Linked DNA regions of Homo sapiens: all the other regions are linked to region 1. Evidence: chromatin contacts called from ENCODE Hi-C or POLR2A ChIA-PET data. All regions are on one chromosome and are shown on one strand. Each heading gives the region's core, a stretch centred on a gene start or an enhancer-like site at or near the end of the contact. The rest is flanking DNA. Distances are from core to core; before and after follow the strand shown. Region 1 holds the start of ANKRD13D (ankyrin repeat domain 13D). Region 2 holds the start of CFL1 (cofilin 1). Region 3 holds the start of SF3B2 (splicing factor 3b subunit 2). Region 4 holds the start of YIF1A (Yip1 interacting factor homolog A, membrane trafficking protein).

What was found. Hi-C counts contacts between places; a loop is a spot of excess contacts on that map. ChIA-PET counts read pairs that join two places held with the same protein, here RNA polymerase II (POLR2A). Pooled maps may share reads with other maps.
Region 2: a pooled map shows a loop between it and region 1 (15-fold over the local background). The contact joins the promoter of CFL1 here to the promoter of ANKRD13D in region 1. A Hi-C loop is called at or near these places in 5 of 50 pooled maps.
Region 3: a pooled map shows a loop between it and region 1 (6-fold over the local background). The contact joins the promoter of SF3B2 here to the promoter of ANKRD13D in region 1. A Hi-C loop is called at or near these places in 1 of 50 pooled maps. POLR2A ChIA-PET finds 5 or more read pairs at or near these places in 2 of 52 experiments (Panc1 and RWPE1).
Region 4: a loop to region 1 is called in a pooled map, with 5 times the contacts of the local background. The contact joins the promoter of YIF1A here to the promoter of ANKRD13D in region 1. A Hi-C loop is called at or near these places in 4 of 50 pooled maps.

Annotation. Positions count from the first base shown.
Region 1 is chr11:67,287,722-67,290,837 of GRCh38, forward strand. It overlaps ANKRD13D (ankyrin repeat domain 13D), which reads left to right and starts at 1,582. Exons shown (of 15, transcript NM_207354.3): 1 at 1,582-1,829; 2 at 2,357-2,492; 3 at 2,601-2,725. The coding sequence starts at 1,740. RefSeq lists enhancers at 488-697, 1,932-2,856, 2,857-3,116 and silencers at 918-987, 1,168-1,937.
Region 2 is chr11:65,856,930-65,860,045 of GRCh38, forward strand. CFL1 (cofilin 1) reads right to left here and starts at 1,251. Exons shown (of 4, transcript NM_005507.3): 1 at 1,168-1,251. The coding sequence starts at 1,170. It also overlaps a transcript of MUS81 not described here. RefSeq lists silencers at 817-1,216, 2,627-2,706 and enhancers at 823-1,363, 1,297-1,346, 1,737-1,806, 2,367-2,456, 2,977-3,026.
Region 3 is chr11:66,050,730-66,053,845 of GRCh38, forward strand. It overlaps SF3B2 (splicing factor 3b subunit 2), which reads left to right and starts at 1,635. Exons shown (of 22, transcript NM_006842.3): 1 at 1,635-1,788; 2 at 1,944-1,990; 3 at 2,298-2,375. The coding sequence starts at 1,656. SNORD13F (small nucleolar RNA, C/D box 13F) reads left to right here and starts at 2,415; the gene lies at 2,415-2,499. RefSeq lists enhancers at 633-1,184, 1,003-1,052, 1,673-1,842 and a silencer at 1,253-1,462.
Region 4 is chr11:66,287,598-66,290,713 of GRCh38, forward strand. YIF1A (Yip1 interacting factor homolog A, membrane trafficking protein) reads right to left here and starts at 1,546. Exons shown (of 8, transcript NM_020470.3): 1 at 1,358-1,546; 2 at 484-695; 3 at 215-319; 4 at 1-79. The coding sequence starts at 1,388. RefSeq lists a silencer at 1,163-1,622 and enhancers at 1,561-1,855, 1,723-1,862.

The sequences.
Region 1 (3,116 bases), core at 332-2,831:
CAGCAGAAACAGGCTGGACTTGGGGCTGAGTGAGGCGGGAGTCTGGGGAAGAGGGTAGGTGTGGTTGGGTTGGCTTCGGACATACTGATGGGATAGCATGGGATCCCTGGGCACAGAGATGTCCTGGAGTAAGCTGAAATGTGGACCTGGGGGTGGCATCAGGGTGACAATGGGAACGGACAGTCTCTCTCCCAGGGATGTGGGGGTCAGGGAGAGAGAGGAGGCCGTGGAAGAGGGTTGAGAAGGCACTGTCATGGAATTAAGTGCCAGTGGGGAGCTGTGTTCAAGATGGCAGAAATCAGGAGAGGCTGGAACCAAGAAAGTCCTGTCGGGGTTGAGTTTGGAGAGGGCTCAGGGAAGGGACCGCCTCTGAGAAAAGGGGTGGCCAGGGAGGGCTGCAGTAGTGGTGAGCAGGTGAGCTCTGGGCATTCAGAAGCCTTCGGGCTGCTACCAACCCCAGGACCTCACAGATTGACACCATAGCGTGGGGTGGCAAAGTGACCCCAGATGGCACAGGCGCCATGTGACTACAGGGAGAAGGCAGGGTAAAAATGGCAATCAGGCCTTCCAGCCCAGAGTCTCAGAACTGAGGACGCCCTACAGCAGGAAGTGATGCTCAAGCTAGCTGGCCCTCCTCAATCATGTTCCACGTAGGGAAAGGGAGAATAGAGGGTCAGCCTTGGCCACCTAGCAAAACCAGGGCCCCAGACCCCAGGCTGGGCCTCCAGTAATCAAGGGCCGGAACTGAGCTGACGGAGGCCTGCACCCTAGTTCCGGTGTGGGTGGAGGGGCCGGCCCTGATTTCGAAACTCGCCTTCCTCTCCTGACGCTGGCAGCCAACCGCAGCCTCTGCAAAAGGGACTCGTGCGGCGGGCGAAGGCAGCCGTTCGCCGCGGGCGGTCCTCCGCCGGGACGGCTCTGCCGCTGCCTGGGCCTGCGCCCCTCTCTCCCCGAACTCCTATCCCTGACTTCAGGGCCCCGGGGGCCGCCTCCCCGCATCGCTGGGCCTGCAGACACCGGCCAGGTCCCAGGGGAAGGTGCTTCCCGCTCAGCCGGCAAGCACTTAGTGGCGTCTGCTCGTTGCTCGTCTCCAGGCCGGGTGAGGGGAGCCGGGGCGCCCCACTTCACCCGCACACCCCAGCAGAGTCGGTGACCGCGGGACCTGGGGTAGGAAGACCGGGGCGAGCAAGGGGATCCGCGGGGGAAACGCAGGCATCACGGCTGCAGCAGGACCGCGGCCCGCCGCGCACGCGCGTGCACTACCGAGGGGCCCAGTGCCCGCCCCCTCCGGCCCCGCCTTCCTCTTCCGGACCCGGCTCCGGGGGTCTGCGCAGGGCTCGGGGCGCCTCCTGCGGGCCGCGGGCGGAGCTGTAACCGGGCACCGCCCTCCAGGCCGCCCCAGCGGACCCGGGCCCGACCGAGGTCGGGGCGCAGACCCAAGGCCGGGCATCTCCTCGGGCGCTCGCGGTTGCTCTGCCGCGCGCTGGCCTGGCCGCGGTTGCCATGGTTGCGGGGGGACGGGGGCGCGCGCGAAGCCCCGCCCCGGCCCGGCGCAGCCCCGCCCGCTCCGCCGCCCGCCCCGCCCTCCCTGCCGCCCGCGCTGCCGCCGCCGCCGCCGCCGCCGCTACTGCTGCGGGGGCCGCGGGGGGCGCAGCTGGGGCGCGGCTCGGAGGGGAGGCTAGGGGGCCGTGCCAGGCCCGAAGCCGAGGCGGGGCCGGGATGCGGCGCTGAGGCCCAGCATGGCCGGCCCGGGCCCCACCTTCCCGCTGCACCGGCTCGTCTGGGCGAACCGGCATCGCGAACTGGAGGCCGCACTGCACAGCCACCAGGTGAGGCCCCGCTGGGGCACCCGGCCCTTCCCCCGGGTCCCCCACCCAAGGCTGTGGCCTCCGTCCTGGAGCCCCCCCCCCCCCCCCGCCCGCTCAGCTCCGCAGCCACATCCTGGGCCTTCCTCCCCTGCACGATCCCAAGCCCAGGTCACCGGCCCCTCGCGCCTGAGCCTCTGGCCTCCTCTCCCCTGCGCTGGGCCTTGCCCTGCTCGCCCGAACTCGCTTCCGCATCCTTGCTGACCCAAGCTGAGAACAAGAACTCTGGTCCTGGTCCCCAGGTTCCGCCAAACTCCTGACAACCTGCAGCTCTGCCTGACCAGGCCCCGCCGCCAGACCCCGGCTCTGCCCCTGCCTTCCCTCCTGCCCCCTCCTCTCCCCTGCCAGGACACGCAGGCCACCCTCTGCCATCTCCCTGGTCAGTCCGCCGTCCTTATTTCCCACAGCGATTCCCAACCCTGCTCGCCCTGGCAGCCTCCCTGCCTTGCCCTCTTCTCTCCTGCCCTTTGTGAGTGTCCCGTCTCCCCCAGCACGACATTGAACAGGAGGACCCCCGCGGGCGGACCCCACTGGAGCTGGCCGTGTCTCTGGGAAACCTGGAGTCTGTGAGAGTGCTCCTTCGACACAATGCCAACGTGGGCAAAGAGAACCGCCAGGGCTGGGCAGGTACTGCAGAGGACAAGGGGCTCCCCCTGAGGCTGGCAGGCGGGGGGCAGTGAGCAGCCAGGCCTGGGGTCATCTGGAGGGCTCCCCTCAGCAGCCTGGTGCCCGCAGTCCTGCAGGAGGCAGTCAGCACTGGAGACCCCGAGATGGTGCAGCTGGTGCTCCAGTATCGGGACTACCAGAGGGCCACGCAGAGGCTGGCGGGCATTCCGGAACTGCTCAACAAACTTCGCCAGGTACAGCAGGGCACAGTTATGGAGGTGGGGTACCATGGCAGGGCACCACCCTGGTTACTGTGCCAGGCCTGGCCTTGGAAAGGCACCCAGTTTGTGCAGTGTGCCTCCTGCCACCAGCAAGGAGGTCTGTCTATCTTGACCCCAGCCCAGGGTCACGTAGGAAAGAGAGACGGCCAGGCTCACGTGGGAGAGACTGGACCCTTTGGAAGAGAAGCCTTGCCAGCTTTGGGCCTCCTGAAGAATGCAGATTACCTGGAGCAGGGACTTCAGGTTGACTCGGTGGATTATGGCCTGAAACCCTGGAATACTTGCTACTACGCACCCTTCTGGAAGCACACGGAGGGGCCTGGCTGGCAGAGCATACTATCTCATACCCCCTACCCCAGGAGCA
Region 2 (3,116 bases), core at 1-2,500, 1.4 Mb before region 1:
CTCTGCGTCGTGCTTCGGGGTGCCCGAGCCAGGAGAGGGAGGGGCAATCCAAGGTAAATCTGGTCCCCCAAACTCCCCGGAACTGCAGAAGAAGCCGGCCACGTGACTCGGCCGCATCCGGAGTGGGCGGGGACAGGAGATCGGCTGGGCCCGGCCCCCTCACCAATGCAGAAACGCGTATCCGAGAGGCAGCAGCATCTCCAGGTCCCTAACCCTGTGGAATCGCCCTAAAACAACGGGTGTATCAGACCCATCTCCTGCAGGCAGGAGCCTGGGCAAGCTACATAACCTTCGGTTTTCTCAGCCCTCGGGCCGTATACAGGGGGCGGGGTGGTTTCCGGGCGGTGCCCGCCTGGGTCACTTCCCTAAACTCGGCTCCACCCTCACTCAGGCCCATCCGGGAAGGCCTCGCTGGCCCAGGGCTTCGGCACCGGCGGCCGGGCCTGAGCGTGCGCGCACGCGCCGACAGACAGCGCCGTTCCAGCCCTCGCCCGATGCACGGGTGAGAACGCAGCTCGTTAGATGCGCTCCCGAACGGGCCGCGGTCTCTGCGATGCCCCCTCCAAGCCTTGCGGTGCAAGGCCTTAATCGCAGGCACCCACGCCCCAACCGGGACCCCGTCTTCCCAGCATCACCCCTCGCCGCGCCAGCACCCGCCCCTCCCGGGCGCAGGCATCCCTGCCACCTGCTCCCGAGACGGACCCGGCTGCCGAGGGAGGGTGACGCGCAGACAGGAACAGCCTTGGGTGGGGCGCGCGCGCCGAGACCTCTCGCGCGCTTTTTCCTCGCCGCCCCCGGGCCGGGTTTGGACGCCGCATGCTCCAGTCGAGAGCGCGCCCCTAAGAAGAAAGGCGCGACGCCGGCCGTTCCGCGAGGGGCGCCCCAGCGCGCGCCCCGAACCCCTCCCCCCGCGGCCGGTGTCCGCGCGGGCGCACCAGCGGGTGGGGGAGGGGAGCCCAGGCGGAGCGCGAGCGACGTCCAGACCGGCCCTCCCCGGCGCCCACGGGCGCGCACGCGCATTCCGGCACCGCCCGCCCCTTCGTGCGAGACCCTCATCCCGCCCGGGGCGCTGGGGGAGGGGGTGCGGACGTCGCTCCCCAGTCGCTTCCCGCGCGCAGGCGACCGACCCGCAGCCGCCTCCCTCAGGCGCCGTGGCCTGCCGCTCACCATGTTTCCGGAAACGAAAAGGAGAGGGCACCGAGAGCCGCAGAAGACGAGAGCGCTGCAGCCGCTGCCGGGACCCGACTGAACGCGGCCTCTCCCGGCCCCTTCCGTTTAGTAGGAGCCGCACAATGAGGGGTGGGGCGGGCTTCCGGCGCTCCCACCGCGAGCCGACGGGAAATGGAGTCCGCTGGCCCTGCGCCGCCGCCTCGCTCGCTGGGTAACGGAGTCTTCCCGCCGGCCGGCTCCGAGCTGCAGTGCATGTAGGGAAATGTAGGCCCAGGTCCTGGGCGGCACCGCAGCGCGCAGCGCGAGCCCATTGGTCCAATTTCCCAGGAACCGCTCTGAGCCCGGCGAGGCGGCGCTCAGTAAAATGACCCGAAAACGATCCCCGACTAAGCGGCTCTTTATCCCACAGCAAAACGGCTTTCTTAAGACCCATCTGGTATTATCTGGATCCCTTGGCCTGAAATTTTTGAGTGAGGTTAGGGTTTTGCATTTCTGAATCGAAGCAACTATTGATTAGCCTGGAATCCCGACCTAAAGCAAAGGAAATCACAAGTATGAAGGCGTCGTCAGTCGGATAAACACTAGTACTCTGCATGTGTAAAGCCACTCTCGTCTCCTGAAAAAAGGCCATGTCCAACGTCAGTAAAACAAGAATAGGAGGAAAAGGCACAGGGGAAAGGTACAAGGAAATCTCTGAGAGCTTTGTTCTTGTTTAAAGATGTTTGGCAAAGTCATGAGGCGTTAAAGGGTAAAGACGAGGGTTTGTGCATTCAATTCAAGGCTTCTTTACATGCCTTTACGTGCCAATGAGAAGAAATAGATATTAAACCAGACTTGAACCCAGCTCTCGAGTTGATAGCCAGGTACATGGTTATTCTAACATCCGCAAAACTGAGACAAGTTCTGTGGTAGTATATGCCTTAAAAAAAAAAAGAAACGAGCGGGGGACTCCGGGATGATTTTGTTGTTCTAGAACAGTGACCACAGCCTCACACTCTGCAGGAAAAGACTGGGTCGCAAACAAGTCAGAGGCAAACCCAGAAAGGGAACTGGGGGCCCTAATCCTATAAACGGAATTAAGGGTGTAAACGGAGAGCGATGCCTGGGAGTGGGGTACCTTGCAGAGCATACCGGGGGTTGTAGTCGGGGACATTCCACAGCACCGCCCCCGCCCGGACTCCCGGCGCTCCAGGTGGAGACAGCAGCTTGACCCCGCCTCCCGCGAGCGACCCTACATGAATATGAGGCTAGCGCCCCCTTTTCTGAGCCTTAGAGTTTCCAAGAGCAACGGGGAGAGAGAGGGGGGCTTCGCAGTTACCCTGGAGACGCGCTCTCGCCCGCCCCCAGCCGCGGGATGCCCTAGATGTCCTTATTAGGACAAGAGACTCGAGGGGGCGGGGCCAGCCCGACAGCCGGCTTGAGGCTCCTTATAAGGCCGCGGCGGGCGGGAGGCGGGAGCCGGAGCCCATTGGTCCAATTTAGCTTGGCTGGGGCTACTGCGCCGTGGGCTAGGCACAGTCCTGAGGGGCGGGACTGGAGCTCTGGCGCCCACCTCTCCCTTCCTCGCAGGCTGGAGACCTGCGTGTTGCGACTTCCGGCATAGCAGCTAGAGGCCGGGTGCTGCTTCAAACCCTGGCGGGTCGCCTGTGTCCAACTCAGCTATACGTGTCTTTCAGGCTTCTCAGGTTGAAGCCCTTTGTAGGGTTTCCATCTTCAACCTCCCTGAGGGTCTCCCACTTCCGATTAGCCACAAAAATGACGAAGTGTTCTCCCCTCTACCTGTGTCTGGGCTTCTTAACCCGCAGCCTGCTCCTCCGCTCCCAAACCCAACCGCGTGCCCATCTCAGGCCTCCCCAACTGCCAGGATGCCCAAGCACCTCTTACTTACAGTCCTCCTTCCTCTAGGCCTCTGACCCCCGACATTCCGAGTTCTATTTTGGGCCTTC
Region 3 (3,116 bases), core at 385-2,884, 1.2 Mb before region 1:
CACCTACACATGCCTTGGGGCCCTCAGCCTCAGATGACCTGCCCTGGGCTCTCCAGTTACAGGGAGCAGAAGAGCCTTCCTTTGGGCTAGAAAGGTTCTGCCTGAGTGGGCTGACAAGCTGGAGGGAAGGGCGCTGTTTTTCTGTCTTCGTTACTGTCCTTTCCGGGTTTGGCTTCTCCTCTGGGAGTGTGGCTGCAGGAGCCTCCCATAGTGATATTGATGGAAAGGGGAAAGGTCAAGGTTTGGGTAGGAGGAAGAGGACTTCCCACCCAGTGCTAGGATGTGAGCCAACCTTTCTCAACCCAGTCCTTTTCCCTGTCTCTCCCAAACCTCACCTTCCCCCGACCTGGTGCCCCATTCTTTTTTTTTCCCTGTTCCCAGCTTCTTCTCCACTGGGGGCAGTTGGCAAAATGGAGCTGGAGAAAAGATCTGAAGGGGATGTGTAGGGGGAAAATGAGACCATTTCACTTGAGTCTCCCCACTCCCTTTCTCAACACACATAAAAAACACACACAGGCTAGCTGTTGGTGAGAGGGCAGAGCTAGTGGCAGAGGTGGGGAGAGAAACTGAATTGATGGTGTGGGACAGGGAGAGGTGGATGCTAGGCAGGCAAGAATCCCTGCCAGTCTCTGCCTCTGTCTCCAAAGGCCAAGGGGAGTTGGGGTGGGGAGTGGGAGGCAAGGTGGGGCCCCCAGTGCAGGTGCGGCTGAGGGAAAAGGGCCTGAGTTTATTTTTGAGACTAAAAAAGACACAAATGCTTTCACCAGAAACATTGTTCCTTTTTTTCCAGTAATCATTTATTGGGCGCCTCTTGAACGCCAGGCGATGCGAGACTGAAAATGATCAAGTCCCTGCTCACATTTTTGGGATAGAGGTAGGAAGAAAGGGCAAGAAAGACTTAACAAACGGTGGAGATTCGAACGTATTATGGGAGCTCTAAGAAAGGAAAGGAAAGCGGGAGGAGGCTTAGTGGAGAAGACGACATTTGAGCCGGCCTGGAAGGTGGAAAAGGGGGCTTTAGAGTCGCCCTTCCCCCAGGTCGGCAGCTGGAGCTCAGCCCGGGCAGGCCTGCTGCTCTCCCGGCTTGGATCCCCTTTCAGCCCATTCATCCGGGCCTGGGCCGGGGGTGGGCGGGCAGACAATCAGACACTGTTTTATCCCAGGCATCGGCTCCAGCCTCCCGCTTGGCGCCCGCAACGCGGGGCCGCCGGGGAAATGAGTCTCTCGGGACTCCCTGGGAGCGTAAGCGTTCGAGGATCTGACCGGAGGGCCGGGCCGGAAAGCTTGAGAGCCTTCGCTCCCGCAGGTGAGGCGCAGAAAACACTCCCTCGGGGAAGTGCCAGCCCTCCTCGCAGCCCCGCCCTCCGGCCCGCCGCCGGCCTTCGGGGCCGTAGCGGCGCGCAGGGCCCGCAGAGACCGAGACCTGCGCACTACAACTCCCAGGAGGCCTCGCGACCAGACCGCCGAGGGGCCACTAGAGAAAGGTGCGTCTGCGGCGAATCCCGTCGCCCAGCGCACGGCAGCGGGTGTGCCTGAGTGCGCGTCGCCTCCCAACCAGAGAGGACGTGGCATACGGCGCCACCGGAAGTTCCGGCAAGTGGGCCCTGAGGCTGGCCCCAGCTTCCGGGTTGGTCGCGCGCCTTCCTGCGGCTAAGATGGCGACGGAGCATCCCGAGCCTCCCAAAGCAGAATTGCAGCTGCCGCCGCCGCCACCTCCAGGCCACTATGGCGCCTGGGCTGCCCAGGAGCTTCAGGCCAAGTTGGCAGAGATCGGAGCTCCGATCCAGGGTGAGGAACACAGGAAGTCGAGGGGCCTTTACGGGCCTGCGGAGAAGCGGAGCCTGGTTACCCGGGAGACTCGGGTGCGAGGGGCGGAGGCAGGCCGCTGGGGCCTGACCTGGCCGGGCTGGCCTGCCCCATTGATCGTGTACTTTGCCCTGCAGGTAATCGCGAGGAGCTGGTGGAGCGGCTGCAGAGCTACACCCGCCAGGTAGGTGTTGGCGGCGGGACGTCAGGATAGGCCGAGCTTCTCCAGGAGACCTTATATACCCCATCACGGCTCGGTCTTCATTCTTTCTTTATCTCGGCACAGCAAGGCGGAGGCTTGCCCTTTTTAGCTTGTTCTTGCCTTTGCCAGCTTAGTTGTAATTTCTTGTATCCATCTTGGTCCTCTTCAGTGCCCAGCCAGAGCGCTGGCAGACAGGCACTGGGTACGTTTTGTTGAATGAATTGGGAGCGAACGTCGTTTAGTGAAACAGCTAGTTTTGGACTGACCTAGAGTCCTTTCTCTTTTGCAGACTGGCATCGTGCTGAATCGGCCGGTTTTGAGAGGGGAAGATGGGGACAAAGCCGCTCCACCTCCCATGTCGGCACAGGTAGGGAGATTCTTCTGTTTTTTAAGATTCCATCTGCTGATCCTTTTGTAGTTCATGAGCATGATGATTGGGTGTTCACGTGCATGTGTGAGATGTGACACCCTTGCACATTACTCGCCTGACCTGAGTGGGGAAAAAAAAAGATTCCATATGTTCAGGGTAGCCCTTCCTCTCACTTGCAGTTGTTGGGCAGGGAGGTACTGCCATGACAGAATTGTGAGCTCTTCAGTTCTCTCTTTGATGCTGACACTTGCCTCCTTTTCCACTGTCTGCTTCTCCAAAAGCAGCTTGTGGCCGGGTGCAGTGGCGCATGCCTGTAATCCCACCACTTCGGGATGCTTAGATGGGACGATCGCTTGAAGCCAGGAGTTCGAGACCAGCCTGGGCAACATAGTGAGACTCTGTTACTACAAAAAATTTTAAAAATTAGCTGGGCACGGTGGCACGCGCCTATAAAGTCCCTATAAAGAGGCTCAAGGATTGCTGGAGCCCTGGGGTTGGAGGCTGCAGTGAGCTCTGGTTGCGCCACTGTACTCCATGTACTCCATCCTGGGTGACAGAATGAGACTTTGCTTCTTTAAAAAAAAAAGGGGGGAGGTGATGGGGGAGGGGCTGGGAGAGTGTCAGAAAAAATAGCTAATGCATGCCAGGCTTAATACTTAGGCAGTGGGTTGATAGGTGCAGCAAACCACCATAGCACACATTTACCTATGTAACAAACCTGCGCATACTGCACATGTA
Region 4 (3,116 bases), core at 296-2,795, 1.0 Mb before region 1:
TGGGGATATAGAGGTCAGGGGCGTTGAGGTCTTGCCGGGGGGGCAGAGGAGCATCACGACTGTACTGCACTTCCCAGTTCTGGCAGTGGCAGTGGCAGCAGCGGCCACATCAGGAGGGGAAGAAGAGAAAAGAGGAGAGAAGGGGGTTGAGGTCTGGGGGCCAGACTCGGGCAGAATGAGGAAGGCCCACCAGCTCCCTTGGTAGGAAGCTCACCTGGTGTGTGTAGGGGAAGACCAGCAGCCCTAGCTTCTTGGCCACGTAGGCTGTGTCCACAGCAAAAAAATACTTGAGTTTGCTCACAGACACAAAACGGTGCAGCTGGGAGGGGAGAGAGGAAGCTGTGGGCAAGCCGCACCCCAGGCCTCAGGGTGCCCCTCTGTGTGCTCCATCCCTGAGGGCACTGTGAGGAATCGGGTGGAATCCCATGATGCCCCAGCCCTAGCCAAAAATTCTGCCACCCGTGCCCCGGGGGCAGGCCACACCTCCTTGTGCACCATGTCCTTCCCATGGGATGCGATGGAGCTGCCATAGGCCATAGCCACATTGGCCATTGGGTCCCCAAGCAAGTGGTTGACACTGAAGGCCACGTCTGCTCCTGTGGCTGGGTATCCCCCGGGCTGGCTGGAATAACCACCGCTTGTGTCATCGAAGAGGGGAGGGGGATCCGGGGCTGCCCGGGCCCTGTGCTTGGAGCCTGTGGGTTTGGAGGTATCAGAGTAGATGACAGAAATACCAAGCATGAGCCCAAACCACCGCCCCTTCCCTGGCTGGACAGCCCTGCACGGGTCCTGGAGGCACCGATCAGTGAGGGGACCCCAAGCTGGGTGAGGGGGAGCTAACTGAGAAAAAACTGTGATGAGGGATCCTTTGCGAGAAATCCGTTGCTAAATGTAGGCAAAGAAAGAGCTGAGGCAGCGCCTAGAACTGGTTGCCCACTTGGGGTTTCTGAAGGCCTCTCACTGGAAGTGACCTCTGAACTGAGCCACAGTGAGTAGAAGTGTGCTAGGTGAAAATAACTGGGAGGGCATCCTTCCGTGAACAAAGCTGGGAGAGGCGACAGCTGGCTACCTGGAGGCCCTGGACAGTGATCAGGGACCTCATCAGGTTCACAACAGTCAAAGGAGTTTCTGGAGGAGGAGGCGGACCCCGTTTTTGCCCGACTCCGGCATGGGATTCCCAGGACTGGGCCGAGAGGGCGAAGTCCGGGACGTGTTGGAGTGTTACGAGGGGCAGGAACCCGAGTGACACCCCCGCCCTGGGCGGCGGTCCCAGTCGCTATCTCCCTCGGGGTGAGCGGGCCACGCCGCCGACTCTCCCCCCGCCGGCCGCGCCGCGCCCCGCCCGCGCCCCACGCACCGTGGGCTCCGTAGCCCGAGTGATAAGCCATGGCCGCGACGCTCGCTGTCCCCGAGGGCCCGCTGCGCCGCCTCGTGGGTACGAATACTAATGAGGCAGCTGCTCCGCGCCCAGGGTACCGACCGAGGCCACCCGGCCGCGCGACACGTCCCCCACCCCGCCGGTCTCGGCCACCATGTCCGTGGCGTCATCCCCCGCGCCTGCCATTGGCTCTTCGGCGGCGCCGGCTCGCCCCTCCCCTCTCCCAATTGGCCACTGACGAGCTCTGGCCTGAGCGGATTCGGCAGAAGGCAACATCCGGGTGAGGGACAGGCGGAGCGACTTGCGGTGCCTGGGATTGGATCACGGGCTTGCCAGTTCACGGTGGGAACAGCCAATAGAAGAGTTAAGAAAGAAGGTGGGCGAGAATTATTTGCGCGCCTGCGCGGTGAGGCACTTGACGCACCCTGCCACGACTACACCAGGGAGTCGAGAGGTAACCTGCAGCCGGAGTCAGGAGCAAAGCTTCCTTGGTGGGACGTACTCCAGGAGGGAACGGGGCGGTCGAGTTCCAACCAAGCCCTGCCCTTCGGGGCGCCTGTTTCTCCCTCTCTGGGCTTGTTTTCCTCCCCCGTCACCTACACTTCACCCAATCTTGGAACGGAGCCCCGGCAGACCCGGAGGTGGTGGTGGGAGGCCGGACCTATCAGTGACAGAGCTGCCAAGCAAGCCCCAGGATGCTGACTCCACCCGCCTCCCACTCCTCTTCTCCGCGCGGGTGCTGTCCGTCGTCCGGTGCTGAAAATGTCCTCCCGCCTCAGCCGCCATCCTGTAGACTCCCGGGGGCCTGCGTATGGGAAGATTTGGGGTCTCGAACCACACGCTCCTAGCGAGCGCGTGGCCGCACGCACACATACACGCATACTGCAAAACTGGGGCCCAGAGGATCCGAAGTCTGAGAGATTGGGTGGTATAGGTGGGGCAGGATCCTGCCCCGGGCCTGTCCCATAGACTCTCCCGTAGTCCAGCAGATTTGGGGGCAGAGGTGTGCTGATTTGCGTCCTGAAGCTGCAGCCTAAACTCCTGAGTCATCGCCGGGCCTGTGGTCTTCTTGAAGTGAGGCCCCTAAGCCTCACTTGTAGTCCCGGGGGTTCCTTTCTCTCCACCCAGGTTCTGATCACTCCCAACCCCGCGGAGACAGTCTTCAGGGGCCTCCCTCTCACAGACCTTCAGCCACCGCTTTCTAGAGAGCATGAGCAGGTTCTCTGCGACCTCTCTAATTAGCTACCAGGTATCCAGTTACACCAGATGACCTTCCTGCTCCCCAAACTCAGCCCACGTGGTCTGATTGCAGTGCCATTGCCCAGAGGTCCCCTCCACCTGGGATGCCCTTCCCCCTCATATCCACTTGTCCATAAGCCTAGTTATCTTTAAGAGTTAGTTCATCTCGTGCCTCTCAGAGGGACAAAGGGGACAGAGACCTGACCCGGTCAGGGGTGGAGGTCATAGGTTGGGTTCTAGGCCCCCTCTGGGTGCACCCAATTTGCCCTGCATGTAAGTTCCATGAGGACAGGCCCTGTTGTCATTCTCCACTTCCACCCTTGTCTTCCCAGTGCCAAGCACAATACTTGCATATGGAAGACACCCAATAAACATCTGTGTCCAAGAAATTCATAATAAATAGATAAAACCCTGGACCAGTCCTTTCCTGTGTCCACATCTCAATTACCTAATCTTTAAGTGGGTAAGGATGTTTAATTGAATGGTCTTTGAGTTGCTC